Regions from separate parts of the Homo sapiens genome. Here region 1 is linked to region 2. Evidence: chromatin loops called from intact Hi-C (ENCODE). Cell type or tissue: heart left ventricle. All regions are shown on one strand. Region 1 overlaps NTN1 (netrin 1). Region 2 overlaps NTN1 (netrin 1).

Region 1 (8,000 bases), 68 kb before region 2:
TTAGTTGGCTGGGCATGGTGGCTCACGCCTGTAATCCCAGCACTTCGGGAGGCCGAGGCAGGCGGATCACCTGAGGTTGGGAGTTCGAGACCAGCCAGACCAACATGGAGAAACCCCGTCTCTACTAAAAATACAAAATTAGCCGGGCGTGGTGGCACGTGCCTGTAATCCCAGCTACTTGGGAGGCTGAGGCAGGAGAATTACTTGAATCTGGGAGGCGGAGGTTGCAGTGAGCAGAGATCACACCATTGCATTCCAGCCTGGGCAACAAGAGCGAAACTCTGTCTCAAAAAAAAAAAAAAAAAGAAAAAGAAAAGAAAGAAAGTACTTAGTTACTTAGTTTTAAGTCAAGATCAGAGAGCACAACATTCTATCTACTAAAGTGTGAAATACCAAGATACATGTATTAGGGACAATGGTGAGAGAACACCCGTCTTTGACTTCAGACTGGCTGGGTTTAAATTCCAGTTCCACCAGGAGTGTGGACTTGGGTAAATTAAGCTGTCTGTGCCTTTGATGCCTTGGTGTCCTGGGGGCCCAGCTCAAGACCACCTTGATAGATTGGATAGGGTGGGGAGTGTGAGGAGCCCTGTGTTCTGCCTTGAAAGAGGGCTCAGAGGAGGGGTACAGGAAGGAGACCCAGAGGTAGGGTTCTGATCCTAGACCTTGGGATTTTATCAGCACACATTTCTATAGCCTTTATTATCACCATGTACTGTTCTAAGCCCTTTATAAGTATTACCTCATTTAATCCTCATAGCGGCCCTATCAGGGCTTGTTATTCTTTTTTTTTTTCTTTTTCTTTTTTTTTAAGATAGAGTCTTGCTCTGTCACCCAGGCTGGAGTGCAGTGGTACGATCTCAGCTCACTACAGCCTCCGCCTCTCAGATTCAAGATATTCTCCTACCTCAGCCTCCCGAGTAGCTGAGATTACAGGCGTGCACCACCAAGACCAGCTAATTTTTGTATTTTTAGTGGAGACGGGGTTTCACCATGCTGGCCAGGCTGGTCTCGAACTCTTGACCTCAGGTGATCCACCCACCTCAGCCTCCCAAAGTGCTGGGATTACAGGGGTGAGCCACTGCGCCTGGCCTTGTTATTCTTAAGTAAACTTCTTTATTGTAGTGTAACACATGTAGAGAAAATCCCATGAATTATGTGTCCAGTGCAAAGACTATTCATGATATGCACACGCTTGTATAACCAGCACCCGCATCAAGAACATACCAGCAACCCAGAAGCTGACCTGTGCGTCCACCCAGTTACCACGCCCCCTACCCACCATACATGGGTTTTGATTATTTTTGTTTATTTTTTATTTATTTGTTATTTTTTGAGACGGAGTTTCGCTCTGTCGCCCAGGCTGGAGTGCAGTGGCGTGATCGCGGCTCGCTGCAAGCTCCGCCTCCCAGGTTCATGCCATTCTCCTGCCTCAGTCTCCCGAGTAGCTGGGACTACAGGCGCCCGCCACCACACCCGGCTAATTTTTTGTATTTTTAGTAGAGACGGGGTTTCACTGTGTTAGCCAGGATGGTCTCGATCTCCTGACCTTGTGATCCGCCCGCCTCAGCCTCCCAAAGTGCTGGGATTACAGGCATGAGCCACCGTGCCCAGACGGGTTTTGATTATTTTTGAACTTGGTATAAATGGAATCATATTCTGGCTTCTTTTGCTCCATGTTACATTTGTGGTCTTCATCCATGTATAGTAGTAGTTTCTTAGTTTCCATTGCTGGCCAGTATTGTGTGATATAAATGTATCACAGGGTATTTCTCCACTCCACTTACGGCAGGCATTTGGGCTGTTCCCAGGTTTTGGCTATTAACAGTAGCACTGCTGTGACCATACTTGTCCATGTCTTTTGATGCACATCTGAATGCACTTCTGCTGGGTGTGTATCAAGAAGGGGAATTGCTGGGTCCTAGGGTTTGGGCATCTGTTCAATTTCACTTTTATTTTTAACATTTTTTGAGACAAGGTCTCTGTCACCCAGCCTCCTGTCATCCAGCTTTCTGAGCTCAGGCGATCCTCCTGCTTCAGCCTCCTGAGTAGCTGGGATCACAGGTGCACATCACCGCACTTGGGTATTTAAAAAAAATTATTTGTAGAGGGTTGGGCATGGTGGATCATGCCTATCATCCCAGCACTTTGGGAGGCTGAGGCAGGTGGATCACTTGAGGTCAGGAGTTCAAAACCAGCCTGGCCAACATATTGAAACCCCATCTCTACTAAAAATACAAAAATTAGCCGGGTATGGTGGTGCACGCCTGTAATCCTAGCTACTTGGGAAGCTGAGGCATGAGAATTGCCTGAACCTGGGAGGCGGAGGTTGCAGTGAGCCAAGATGGTGCCACTGCACTCCAGCCTGAGCAATAGAGCAAGGCTCTATCTCAAAAAAGAAAAAATTATTTGTAGAGACGGGGGTCTCACTATGTTACCCAGGCTGGTCTTGAATTCTTGGGCTCAAGGGATCCTTCCTTCTCAGACTCCCAGGGTGCTGGGATTACAGGCGTGAGCCACCATGGCTGGCCTGTTCAGCTTTAATAGACAGTGGTTAAACTCTCTATTTAGTGGAAAGTGGTTGTACAAATTTATATCTGTATACAGTTTTACAGGCAAAGAAACTGAGGCACATGGAGGTTAGTTAAGGTGCCTGAGGTCACACAGCTAGCAGGTGGCAGAACTGGAATTGGAATCCAGGCAGTGCAGCTCTGGAGGCTTGCTTTTCACCACTGGGCCAAGTCGTCTCTTATCTTTTTTTTTTTTTTTTTTTTTTTTTTTGTAGAGACAGGGTCTCGCTCTGTCATCCAGTCTAGAGCACAGTGGTGCAATCACGTCTCACTGCAGCCTTGAACTTCTGGGTTCAAGCAATCCTCCTGCCTCAGCCTCTCAGAGTGCTTAGATTACAGGCATGAGTCACCTGCTTGGCCTGCCACTTATCTTTAATCTGCATACTCCCTGACAGGAAAACTAGTAATACTGGGAAGCAAAGGTGACTTTGTACAAGTGTCTTTACTTCTCTGGGCCTCAGTTCTCTCCTGTAAAACGAGGGGTTGGGTCACAAAGGTCATGTAATGATATTCTGTAGGTCTAGTGGAATATACTGCCTTCCTGAGGACTTCTTCAGTCTTCCTTAACGAACTCACCCCATTCCCTGCTCAACCAGAAGCAGCTCTATAACTTGAATGATACATTTTCCAACCCTACCCCTCCACTGGGGTTCCCTCAAAGGACTGCTCAGGCTCTAACTGGAGGACCTCACTTGGGCCTACCCTCCAACCCTACTGACAATTTCCCCACCTCCCACTCTCCAGCTCTTCCACTTGCAGGGGTGGGGACATGGGACTCTCCCTCTTTGCCTTCCAGTGTGTTCGCTAGCTGGTCTTCTCTCTTTAAATCATGAGTGTTCAGGTGTATGAATTTTCACAAAGTGAGCTCACCTCTGTGTCTACCACTAACATGAAGAAATACAGTATTTCCAGAAGGCTCCTCCCAACCCCCCAGGGTAACCACCATTTTGACTTCCAACACAATAGATTTAATTTGCCTATTTTTGAACTTTATGTAATTGAAATCATACTGTATGTTCTCTTCAATATCTGGTTTCTTTTGCTCAGCCTTATTTCCTTGTAAATAGTCTTAAACATAACTTTTCCTATAGTCTTTGTTAGTTTGATGGATGATCTCAACTTCTTGGGGATACTGATCCTCTCGCTTATTTTGTCTGCTGACCTTTGCTCATGGTGAATGATTTCCTTATGTGTTTTGTACTTTCTGACTGTGAGCTTATCTTTATTTGGGATTTCGTGGAAATCCCACTGCTGTTAGTTATGGAAATGCCCCTATCCATATGATTTTGCATTAATTCTGCCAGACATTCTAGAGGTATCACTGGACTAGGACCAAATTTTCCATTAATTAATCATCTTGAAAATTATTATATCAAATGAGGAGTATGTACTTGGCCTCTAAACCTTCCCAGGCCTGGGGTTTATTTTTCTCCCTCACTGAGGACTTTTTCTGCCTTTACCCAGAACTCTAGGTAGAGACAAATTTTTGCTGTCACCTTAGCCCGATGGACAAAGCTTCTTCGTCCCCTTTTGACCCAGGGGGCATTTGGAAGGTCCAGGTTTTTCTGCTACTGCGATTACAGCTGCAGTTTCCTAGCTGGTCTCCCTTCCTTTATCTTTGTCCCTCAGCCTCCCTGGTCTCTTCTTAACACAGCAGCCAGAGGTAACTGCCTGTGTGTTAGTTCCCTGTTCACTCAGAGGAACACCCAGAACACTTACAACGGTTGCAAAGCCCTGTGTGGTCTGGCCCCTGCTTCCTCTCTATTCTCATCTCCTGGCACTTTGCTGCTCACTCAGTCTGTTCCAGCTCCCAGGCCTCCTTGCTGTTAGTGGGTACACAGCTTATAGCCCTGGTACAGCAGCTGAGTCTGGGCTTGAGATAGGCCCAAATATGCAAATAAATGACTCCCTAGGTTCCTTCAAGTCTTTGGTCAAATATCACTTCTGTGAGGCTTACCCGGACTATTCTATTTATACTGCAAACAGCTCCCCTATTTGTGTCTATCGGACTCTCTCTCTCTGTGTCTCTCTCTCTTTCTCTGTCTTCTCCTCTCTTTCTCTCTCTCCACACACACACACACCTGAGATCACCCTTATCCTCCCCTACTAACTCCTTTTCCCCATAACACTCATACCACCTAAGACACTATTTAATTTACTTATTTATTATGTTCTTAATTGTTTTCCCCTCCTCCCATTTGTTCCTTTCTATCACTTGTTGGAATGTTAAGGTACATAAGGTCAGGAATTCTCTTTTATTCACAGGGGGCCTGGCATAAGTAGGTGCTTATTAAATATTTGATAAAGAAAGCAGGGGTCCCATTTGCAACTCCTGGGCTTGCAAGACCTGAGGCCTTATCTCCGGTCTGTGTGTGGGTGCTAAATCCTAAGCTCAAGGCATTAAAGCCTGTTTCCAGGTCTAATAATCAGTCAGTCTTTCCCCTTTCTCTATCCTCCCTGCTGTTCCCTCCCTCCTCCCACACACCTCATGATCACTGGGGTCTCAGGGTTTCTCTTAACACTTTGGCTTTCAGATTTTTCTTTCCTCTAGCACCTGGGGATTTCCTTTTATTTCTTATGAGATCTGCTATTCATTAAATTTTTTTAAACTTACATTTCATCTAGTATTTCTAGATGCTTGCAGTGGTAGGGGTTCTGCATTACCTCAGTCCACCTTGTTGCCAGAACTCGAAGTAATATATTTTAATCTTTCACACATCTGGAATTAATCGTGACATATGGTGTGAGGTAAGGATATCCATTTTTTCATCAAATATTTAGCCAGTTATTCAGTGACAACTATTGAGAAACATCATTTTTTGTCACTGATTTGAGATGCCATATTTATTAAATGCTTAAGTATTATATAAACTTGGATCTGTTCTCTGGATTTTTCCATTTTGTTTCACAAATCTGTTTTCCTGCCACTTTCTATCTGTTTGGATATTTCAGTATCTGGTAGGTTCAGTATTCACTCATTATTCATCTGTTCATTTTCACTTATTCTCATTGCTATTCTTGCTTGCTTGTTTCTTTATATATTTATTTATTGGCTTTAGATGAGTTTGTCAAGTTTCATTACAAATGCCATTAGTAATTTGACAGCAGTGTTGTTAAAATGAACTTGGTGATAGTTGAAAACATTGTAACTGTATCAACATGTCTCTTGTATGTAATGATTTGATTATTTAAATGTACCCAATAGGGCTTTTAGGATATCAGAAAAGTAGGTTTTAAGTCTGGTCAAAATCATGAATTGTACTTATGTGTTTCTCTTTGATTCTTCCAGATGATTTTTTTTTACAGATTTATTGAGATATAATTGTTCAGTAAATTGCACATATATAAAAAGTATAACTTGGTAAGTTTGACTTATGTATACACCTGTGAAACCATCACCACAATCAAGATAAATAACATATCCATCAGCCCAAAATGTTCCTGCTGTCTTGGTAATCCCTCCTGCCCCTTTCCACCATGGTGCCTTCTGTCATTGTATATCTGTTTGCCTTTTCTAGAGTTTTGTGTAAATGGAATCATACGGTACGTGTGGTCTGGTTTCTTTCACCTTCCATGCTTAGTTGGATTATTTATTCATCCATCATGTTAAGTGCATTAATAGTTCAATCCTTTTTATTTCTGGGGGGGTATTCATTGTATTGCTATACCACAATTTTTCCATTCACCTGCTGATGGGCATTTAGCTTGTTTCTAGTTTTTGGCTATTACAGGTAAAGCAGCTATGAACATTCTTTTAGAAGTCTTTGCATGGACATACACTTTCATCTCTCTTGGGCAAATACCTAAGAGTGGATTGGCTGGATGATACAGTAGGTGTAGGTCTAACTTTTAATAAACTGTCAAACTATTTTCCAAAATGGTAGTACCACTTTACATCTATATCTGCAGTGTATGAGAGTTCTAGTTTCTCCAGTCCATTTCCTCATCAGCATTTGATATGGCCAATCTTTTAGAAATTTTAGCCATTCCAATAGATGTGTGGTAGATACCCTTCCAATTTTAAGTTTTACAATTTGGAAGTATAGAACATCTACATTTATTTATGTCTTCTTTTATGCTATTCAGTAAGGTTCATAAATTTCTTTATATTAGCATCACACATTTTTTCAGAAGAGTTTACTTCTATGTATTTATAATTTTGATTACTATTATGAAAGGGATTTTTTCCTTCTCATTTTATTTTCTAAGTGGGTATTACAATGTATAGAAAAGCTATGAACTATATATACATTTTTATGTATTTTGCAACCTTCAGCTTTACTAAACTCTTTTTAATTCGTTCTCACAGTGTTTCAGTTTCTCTGGACTTCAACTATATATATGAATATTTTAGCCCTTCTTTTCCAATACTTGTACTATTTATTTTTCTTGTCTTACTGCATTGGATAGAATGTCAAAGTAATGGTATATATAATAATGGTAATGTACTCTTGTATTACTACTGATTTAAGTGAGCACATTTCTAGAGTTTCATTGTTAAATATGTTGTTTGTTGCTAGTTTCATATGGATGTTCTTTATTGTACTCAATGGAGAGACCTCTATTCCTGACTTACTGGGAGGGTTGCTCTTTCTTACTTTTTTTTTTGTTTGTTTTTTTGTTGGAGAGATAAGGTCTTGATTGGTTGCCCAGGCTGGAGTGCAGTAGCATGATCAATCATAGCTCATTGCAGCCTCAACCTCCTGGGCTAAAGCAATCCTCCTACCTCACACTCTTGAGTAGCTGAGACTATGGGTGTGCACCATGCCCAGCTAATTTTTTAAAGAAATTTTTGTAGAGATGAGGTCTTGCTGTGTTGCCCAAGCTGATCTTAAACTCCTGGGTTCAAGTGATCCTCCTGCCTGAGACTCCCAAACTGTGCTCTTTTTTTAAAAAATATTCAAGAATATGTAGAATGTTAATCCTTTAGATATTAATCAAAATGATCATATCATTTTTCTGCTTTGACTATTAATGTAATGCATTTCTTTAATTGATTTCTGAGGTATAATTCACATGTCATACAATTCACCCATGGAAAGTGGTTTTTAGTATGTTCGTCGATTGGTACAACCATAACTGAAACTAATCCTATAACATTTTTGTCATCCCCAAAAGGAGCTTTCTACGAATTAGCAGTCACTTTCCATCCTTCACCCTGATCTGCACCCACACCCTAAGTAGGCTTTTGATCTTTACAGATTTGCCTATTCTGGACATTTCATATAAATAGAATCACGTAACATATGGCCTTTTGTGACTGACGTCTTTCAATTAGCATAATGTTTTCATGGTTCATCCATGTTATAGCAGTACTTCATTTCCTTTTAATGGCTGAATTCCATTATGTAAACATATCAAATTTTGATTCATTCATCAGTTGATGGACATTTGAGTTGTGTCCATTTTTTGGCTCTTATGAATAATGCT
Region 2 (8,000 bases):
TGTTCTGAAGAATTGCACACTTGTATTTATGGTATTGTTGGCTTTTTGTATCTGCCACTGCCAACCTTGTGACATCTGGCACTTTTGGCAGAAGTCCTGGCCCTTGGGACCCTGTTATGAGCAAACACAGTGATTGAGAAGCAGACCAGCTGAGACTAATCCAGTCCAGGGCCCATGACAGCAACCTGGCCAGGTGAGTGGGGATTTTAGCCTTGTCTTATACAACACAGCACAAGCCAGGATTTCTTCCTAATCCCTGCCTTGCCTTCTTATTGGGGGATTGTGAACTGCACCTAAAACATAAGGGGTGGCCCAGTGTGGTGGCTCACACCAGCACTTTGGGAGGCTGAGGCAGGAGGATTGCTTGAGGCCAGGAGTTTGAGAGCAGCCTGAGTGATAGAGGGAGACCCCATCTCTACAAAAAATAAGAAATGTAGCCAGGTATGGTGCTGTGTACCTGTAGTCCCAGCTGCTGGGAGGCTGAGGCAGGAAGATTGCTTGAGCCCAGGAGTTGGAAGCTGCAGTGAGCTATGATTGCACCCATCACTGCACGCCAGCCTGGGCAACGAGAGAGACTGTATCAACAAAACAAAACATAAGAGGAAATAATAAACATGATCTGGTGCTCCACTCCATTAATCATCAGGAAAATGCAAATTAGAGCCACAAGGCACTATCAGAGTGCCTAAAATGGGAAAAGACAAAGAATATCAGGTGTTGATAAAATACTCTGCTGGCAGGAGTATAAACATATCAAATAACAGTTTTGTGGCTGTATTAGTCCATTCTCACATTGCTAATAAAGACATACCCGAGACTGGGTAATTTATGAAGGAAAGAGGCTTAATTGACTCACAGTTCAGCATGGCTGGAGAGGCCTCAGGAAACTTACAATCATGGCAGAAGGGGGAGCAAACATGTCCTTCACATGGCGGCAGGAAGAAGAATGAGTGCTTAGTGAAGGGGAAGCCCCTTAAAAAACCATCAGATCTCGTGAGAACTAACTCACTATCACAGGACCAGGATTGGGGAAACTGCCCCCATGATTCAATTATCTCTACCTGGTCCTTCCCATATCCCCATAACACATGGGGATTATGGGAACGACAATTCAAGATGAGATTTGAGTGTAGACACAGCCAAACCATATCAGCGGCATCTACTAAAGCTGACATGTGCCCATCTTATAACGCAGCAATTCCACTCTTGGGTTTATACCCATTGGTAATGTGTCCATATATTTACCAAGAGACATGTGTTAGGATGTTCATTGTAACACTCCTATAATGGCCCCAAACTGGACACTGTCCATGAATGCCCATCAACAATAGAATAGAAAAGTAGCTTGTGATATGTCATACAGTGGAATGCTATACAGGAATGAGTATGAATAGCCTATAACTACATGCAACAAGTAGTCAAAACTCAGAAACATAATGTTGACTAAAAGAAGCCAGATGCATACTCTACGATTCCATTTATGTCAAGTGCAAAGCCAGGCAAAGCTAATGTATGCTGTTGGCAGTCACGATATTGGCTACCCTGGCTGGATGGAGGGTAGTGACTGTGGAGGAGGTGGCAGGAGGTGGCTTCTGATGGTGAGTGTGGGGGGATAGTGTTCTGGTTCTTGGCCTGAGGCTGATTCACATGGATGTGTTCAGTTCGTGAAAATTCCATGAGCAGTATGCTTTGTGAGCAAAAAATTTTCTGACCAATTTGATATGTCAATAAAAAGCTAAAAAGTGATTGACAGGGTATATACTCAGAAGAATTGAAAGCACGGACTGGAACAGATATTTGTACCACCCATGTTCATAGCAGCATGATTCACAGGAGCCGAGAGGTAGAAACAACCTAAATGTCCATGGATTGATGAATGAATGAACTAAATGTGGTTTATACATGTGATATGGTTTGGCTGTGTCCCCACCCAAGTTTCATCTTGAATTGTAGTTCCCATAATCCCCATGTGTGGTGGGAGGGACCCAGTGGGAGGTAATTGAATCATGGGGGAGTTTGCCTCCGTGCTGTTCTCATGATAGTGAGTGAGTTCTCATGAGATCTGATGGTTTTATAAGGGGCTTTTCTCTCCCTTCAGTCTATACTTCTGCTTGCTGCCACCATGTGTTTGCTTCCCCTTCTGCCATGATTGTAAGTTTCCTGAAGCCTCGCCAGCCATGGTGAACTGTGAGTCAATTAAGCGTCTTTCCTTTATAAATTACCCAGTTTCGGGTATGTCTTTATTAGCAGCATGAGAATGGACTAATACAACATACAATGGGATATTACTCAGCCTTAAAATGGTAGGAAATTCTCACACATGCTACAACTTGGATAAACCTTGAAGCTGTTATGCTTGGTGAAAAAAGCTAGACACAAAAGAACAAGTACTAGGCTGGGTGCTGTGGCTCAAGCCTGTAATCCCAGCACTTTGGGAGGTCGAGGTGGGTGGATCACCTGAGGTCAGGAGTTCAAGACCAGCCTGACCAACTTGGCGAAACTCCATCTCTACTAAAAAATACAAAAAAATTAGCCAGGTGTGATGGTGGATGCCTGTAGTCCCAGAGACTCGGGAGGCTGAGGCACGAGAATCACTTGAACCCAGGAGTCAGAGGTTGCAGTGAGCTAAGATGGTGCCACTGTACTCCAGCCTGGGCAACAGAGAGAGACTCCATCTCAAAAAAAAAAAAAAAAAAAAAAAGACAAGTACCGTATGATTCCACTTATAGGACGCACCTAGAGTAGTCCAGTTCATACAGACAGAAAGCAGAATGGTGGTTGCCCGAGGTTAGGGGAGTGGCAATGGGGAGTTAGTGTTTAATGGGTACAGAGTTTCAATTTGGGAAGATGAAAAAGTTCTGGAGATGGAGGTGGTGATGATTGTGCAACAATGTGAATGTACTTAATGCCATAGAACTGTATACTTAAAAATGGTTAAGGTGGTAAATTTCTTGTGCATTTTACCATAGTACAAAGATAGGTGATTGCAATAGATGATTGCAGATAATAACACAACATACATACAGACAAAGACACACGAGCAGAAGCAATGGGCCGTACAAAGCTTCCTGTGCTTCGGGGCCTGGGAAGGAGCCCGGCAGGGGAGCTGTGAGGGCAGAGCAGAGGGGGTCTGGAAAACTGGGAAAGGACCCAGCGTGACCTTGGAGGTAGCAATAGGGTCAGCCCTGCTGGGCACAAGGCTGACCTGCAGGCCCGACACATTTGAGGGTGCTCGGGCCAGCTGGCATGAAGCCGCTCTCTCTTGCTGGCACGTCAAAGCTGAATGTCCAACACCATGACACCCTGGTCTGGCCTTTTTTTGAACTTGCACAGCTTTCCCGTCAGGTCCTGGAGACAGGGAGACTTTAGGCGGGGCGATTTGGCCCACGGAAGGGAAGGATTTCCCACGTGGGCTTTATTCTAGGGAGTGCGAGGTTGGCCACAGTCCTGACCTGACAGCCAGGGACCTGCTGCTCACAGGACATTTCAGAGTCAGAGCCAGATTCCTCAACACTTACGAGGTGTTCCTGTACCAGGCCGAGGCCCCTGTGATGGTGAGTGCCTCTGAGTGGGGCAGGGGTGGGGTGACCCATGGCTGGGTCTCACCGTGGGAGCAGGCTGCTGGCCATGTGGGGCCCGTGAGAGACCCGGCAGTCCAAGGACAGGTGTTTTGTTTTGAGCGTCCATTTCAGAATGAAAAGACGTGGTGTTAGCCCCTTTACCAGCAGGGACATTCCCAAAGAATGCTGCCCTCTGACACCTGGCCTTTAGGAAGAGCCCCCAGGAAGACACCACACCTGGGCCGGATTTCCAGGGCCAGCCCCCTTGGGTCAGCTTGGTCTGCTCCATCTGCCCAGTCCTAGGAAATCCAGCTTTTCTTCCCTTTGCATTGCCCCACCCCAGGCTTATTCATTAGGTGTCCTGTCACCTCTCCGGGCCTTTTCTGAAGGTATCTGGAGCCTGGTGTGTGTGTGTGAATGGTGGCCTTAAAAGGCTTAGGAACATTTGGGGGCTGAGAAAAGAATGCTCCCAGCTGGCAGGTGGATGTAGGAGGCATTAATCCAGAATCATTTTTCCTGTGGAGACGGCTTTGTTATAAATCTGTCAAAACGTGGGCGTTCTTCAGTGTTCATGATATTATCCCTGGCTCCTGTGGGGACAGGGGTGGGAGTAAGGGCGCCTAGCTGAGAAACAGGATTTTCTCCTAAAAGATGTTTGGTTCCTTGAGATCTGTTCTGTCTCTCTCTCTTTCTCTCTCTCTCTCTCTCTCTGTCTCTGTCTCTCTGTCTCTCTCTGTTTCTCTCCTCCTTGACCTCACGCAGTTGGTAGAGTACAGCCAATTTGTCACTGGTTCTTTAGAACTGTGGGAATCCTCCCCCTCCCCCAAGTCCCCCAAATGTGCAGGTGAGCTGGATAAGTAGGCAGCCTAAAGACAGAGGGAGGTGGGTTGAAGGGAAGGAAGAGGAAATGAATGGTGAGCAGACACACCCTGGTATTCCGATTTAAAAAAAAAAAGAAATGCTAGTTGGGTGGGGATGGGGAGTGGGGAAACCAAGAGACCATCTGGACCAGCTACTCCCAAAGCATGGCCCCCCAACCAGCAGCGTCAACAATATCGCCTGGGAACTTATTAGTGATGCAAACTCCTGGGCCCCATCCCAGACCTGCTGAATCAGAATCTGCACATCAAAGTTGGAGAAGCGCTAAATAAACCACACTTCCTGGTCCAGAGATGGGAAGTGACTTGTCTGTGATCACACAGGTGGTTAATTGCAGAGAAGGACTTCCAGCCCACTGCCTCACCTGCCTTGCGGGTGAGATGGAGCAGTCGTACCTGACTCTTGGCACTCAGGGTTTGTGCCTTGGCAAATCTGGTTGTGTTTTGTATCTTGGGGGCAGAATTTTTGTGTGAGTTATTATCAACCAAAGATGGTTGAAGTGTGAAGCTGTAGGCCTGCCTCGGAGTTAGCACACGGAACGGAATATCCTACATGTAGTTTTGGTTCTGACCACTGATTTGCCATCTGGCAAAATGGCATTTCCTTCCTTCCTTCCTCCCTTCCTTCCTTCCTTCCTTCCTTCCTTCCTTCCTTCCTTCCTTCCTTCCTTCCTTCCTTCCTTTCGACAGAGTCTCGCTCTGTCACCCAGGCTGGAATGCAGTGGTGCACGCTCGGCTCACTGCAACCTCCGCTTCCTGGGTTCAAGCAATTCTCCTGCCTCAGCCTCCCAAGTAGCTGGGAGTACAGGTGCCCACCACCATGCCCGGCTAATTTTTGTATTTTTAGTAGAGACGGGGGTTTCACCATGTTGGCCAGGCTGGTCTCGAACTCCTGACCTCAGGTGATCCACCCGCCTTGGCCTCCCAAAGTGCTGGGATTACAGGTATTAGCCACCACACTGGGCCCCAAAATGGCATTTCAGAACCTTTTGTTGTATCTTCGCCGTCACCATCATCATCATCATCATCACAGCACAGATCCTTTATTTTGCACTTACTGGGATCCATACCCCGTGCTAAACACTTAGGTTATTTCCTTTGTCACACCAACCACATACTGATCGCATTTAAAGCTGAGGAAGCTGAGCAGCAGAAAGATAATGTACTCGTGGTCCCTCATCTAGATAAAAGAAGGGGTGGAATTTGGGTCAAAGCCCCATGTGACCCCAGCAGCACACTTATTTACACTTGGGGTATTAGGTAAAACTGTAGTACATCTTGTATTTGTGACACTCTCCAACTCTATGATTCTGAGGCAGAAGTTATCCTTTAAGCGCCAAATTTGTTTAGCTATTATTACCATATGTGAAACTGTTTGGAGACATTTTGTAATCCCAACACTAATGTCTGTACCAATTTAATTTCCATATGCATTTTGTGTTTTAACTGTATTTTAATTAAAGACTGAAATGGAAATTCTGTGCACCTCAGTCAGTTGAGAGAAAAGAATCTTAGATGCTCAGATAAAATGTGATTTATGCTGTTGCAAAAAATGTGAAAGACATGTGGGCACTTACTCCCCGGTTATGACTGTTTCCAGATTATACATTGTTAGAAAGAAAAAAAGTTTGGGGGTGCGGGAGGAACGCTGTGTGAACGTGGAACCACTGACTTAGACCCCTGGCTCATTCAGCTGGAAATGGGATGTGGAAGCCCAGGTTGTGGCTGACTTCTTTGAACTTCTCCACAGGCTGGGGACATTCTGGTAATTGTTTTATTGTATTTGTAGCCTACAGTGGGTGGTGGTCGGCAAACCATGGTCCATGGGCAGAATCTGGCTGGCCACCTACTTTTGTAAATAAAGTTTTATTGGCACACAGCCACACCCATTTGTTTAAGTACTGTTATAGCTGCTTTCGCACTGCAATGTCGGTGTTAAGTCACTGTGACAAAAACTGCATGGGCCGAAAAGCCCAAAATATTTACTATCTGGTCCTTTGCAGAAAAGAGTTTGCCAAACCCTGGCCTGATACCTTTTTGGACAACATTTCCTAAGTTTTCTTTCTGCTGTTTGTCATAAATGCTTGAAACCCATCTATTCACTGGCTCCCTCATTCATCAAACATAGTTTGATCACAGTGGTAAGAAATCTTGCTTAGCTCAGGGGCTGTGGGCTCATGACAAAAAAGAATGTAATCAAAGATTATAGGCTTGGCACAAAGAAACATTCAGTGAACTTGTGTAAGTTAGGGTTCTACAAATAACTGAATCCACTAATTCAAGGAGGAAGGGATTCATGCGAATTGGGATAACTCTCAGAATTGTTGGGAAGGCTGAAGAAAAGACTCTGGGCTGAGCTTTCAGGAACAAACTCCCCAACCTGCTCCCCAGACAGATCACCAAGGCTGCTACAATCAGGAAGTTACAGAAGCAGGCGGTGGGGATGTTATCATGCAGCCAGCCACAGAACCATAGCTCTGGCACAATCCACCCCAGGAAGGGGTGCCTCGTACCCTGGCCCTCTCCCTACTGCTTCACATCAAAGTCTAATCAGCAGAGCCGGAGTCACACGCAGAGGCTACTGTGAGGAAGTCTGGGGAGGGTTTTCGACTTTCTGGCCTTTGGATGCTGATCAAATAATCCACAGACACCCCATGGTACAGGTCATTGTATCCTGAAAGATAGAGTGTTCAACTCATTTATAGTTTGTATTAAAATTTGAGAACTTAAAACATTATTCAGTAGACATAGCAAGTGAGACTGGTCCAGAATGCCCAGGAAAGCAGATGTGGGGTGGTATAGAAGGCATCCTCAGGTCCATCTCCAAATCCTGCCCACTCATCCTTCAAGGCTCTGGCGCCACCTCCTTCAGGAAGGTGTCCCAAGGCTGGCTGGTGGTCCTTTCTGTCCTCAGCATAGTTAGAACACTTTGTCTTATCTGCCCACTCTCTAGGAAGTTACAGTATTCTCCTTCACAGGATAGTTATATCTTTCTCTTCAATGTTTTTCTTTTTCTTTTTCTTTCTTTTCTTTTCTTTCTTTTTTTGAGACAGAGTCTCCCTCTGTTGCCTAGGCTGGAGTGCAGTGGTGTGATCTCGGCTCACTGCAACCTCTGCCTCCTGGGTTCAAGCGATTCTCCTGCCTCAGCCTACCGAGTAGCTGGGACTACAGCTGTGCACCACCACCCCCGGCTAATTTTTGTATTTTTAGTAGAGACGGGGTTTCACCATGTTGATCAGGCTGGTCTCGAACTCCTGACCTCATGATCCTCCCAACTTGGCCTCCCAAAGTGCAAGGATTACAGGCGTGAGGCACAGTGCCTGGCCTGAAGTGTTTTTCTTTTTGACCTTTTTTTAAAATAATAAGAGAACATTGCCAAGTTTGAAATACTTCTCATTTTCCTTTTTAGTTCCATTCAATTTCTTTCTTCCCAGAAACAAATAGTATAGTCAGTTTATCTTTCTCTGTTTTTCACTTTAATTACATGTATGCATCTTTGCACAATACAGAGTGTTGTCTGTGAGTTACTTTATCTAAGTGATATTTTAGTGGATGTTCCAGT

Evidence for each region. Peaks named below come from ENCODE experiments on the same cell type or tissue, not always from the same donor. Only the 100,000 strongest peaks of a DNase experiment are listed, where the experiment ranks them.
Region 1: a loop joins it to region 2, with 4 times the contacts of the local background. A loop is called at or near these places in 14 of 110 quality-filtered maps.

Annotation. Positions count from the first base shown.
Region 1 is chr17:9,033,630-9,041,629 of GRCh38, forward strand. The region is part of intron 2 of NTN1 (netrin 1); the gene reads left to right. Among named protein-coding and RNA genes, the nearest start is that of NTN1, 16 kb to the left of the region's middle. In heart left ventricle, no CTCF peak of the experiment used is centred here; no DNase peak of the experiment used is centred here.
Region 2 is chr17:9,101,411-9,109,410 of GRCh38, forward strand. The region is part of intron 2 of NTN1 (netrin 1); the gene reads left to right. Among named protein-coding and RNA genes, the nearest start is that of NTN1, 84 kb to the left of the region's middle. In heart left ventricle, no CTCF peak of the experiment used is centred here; a DNase peak (open chromatin) is centred at 3,321; H3K27ac peaks cover 2,372 bases.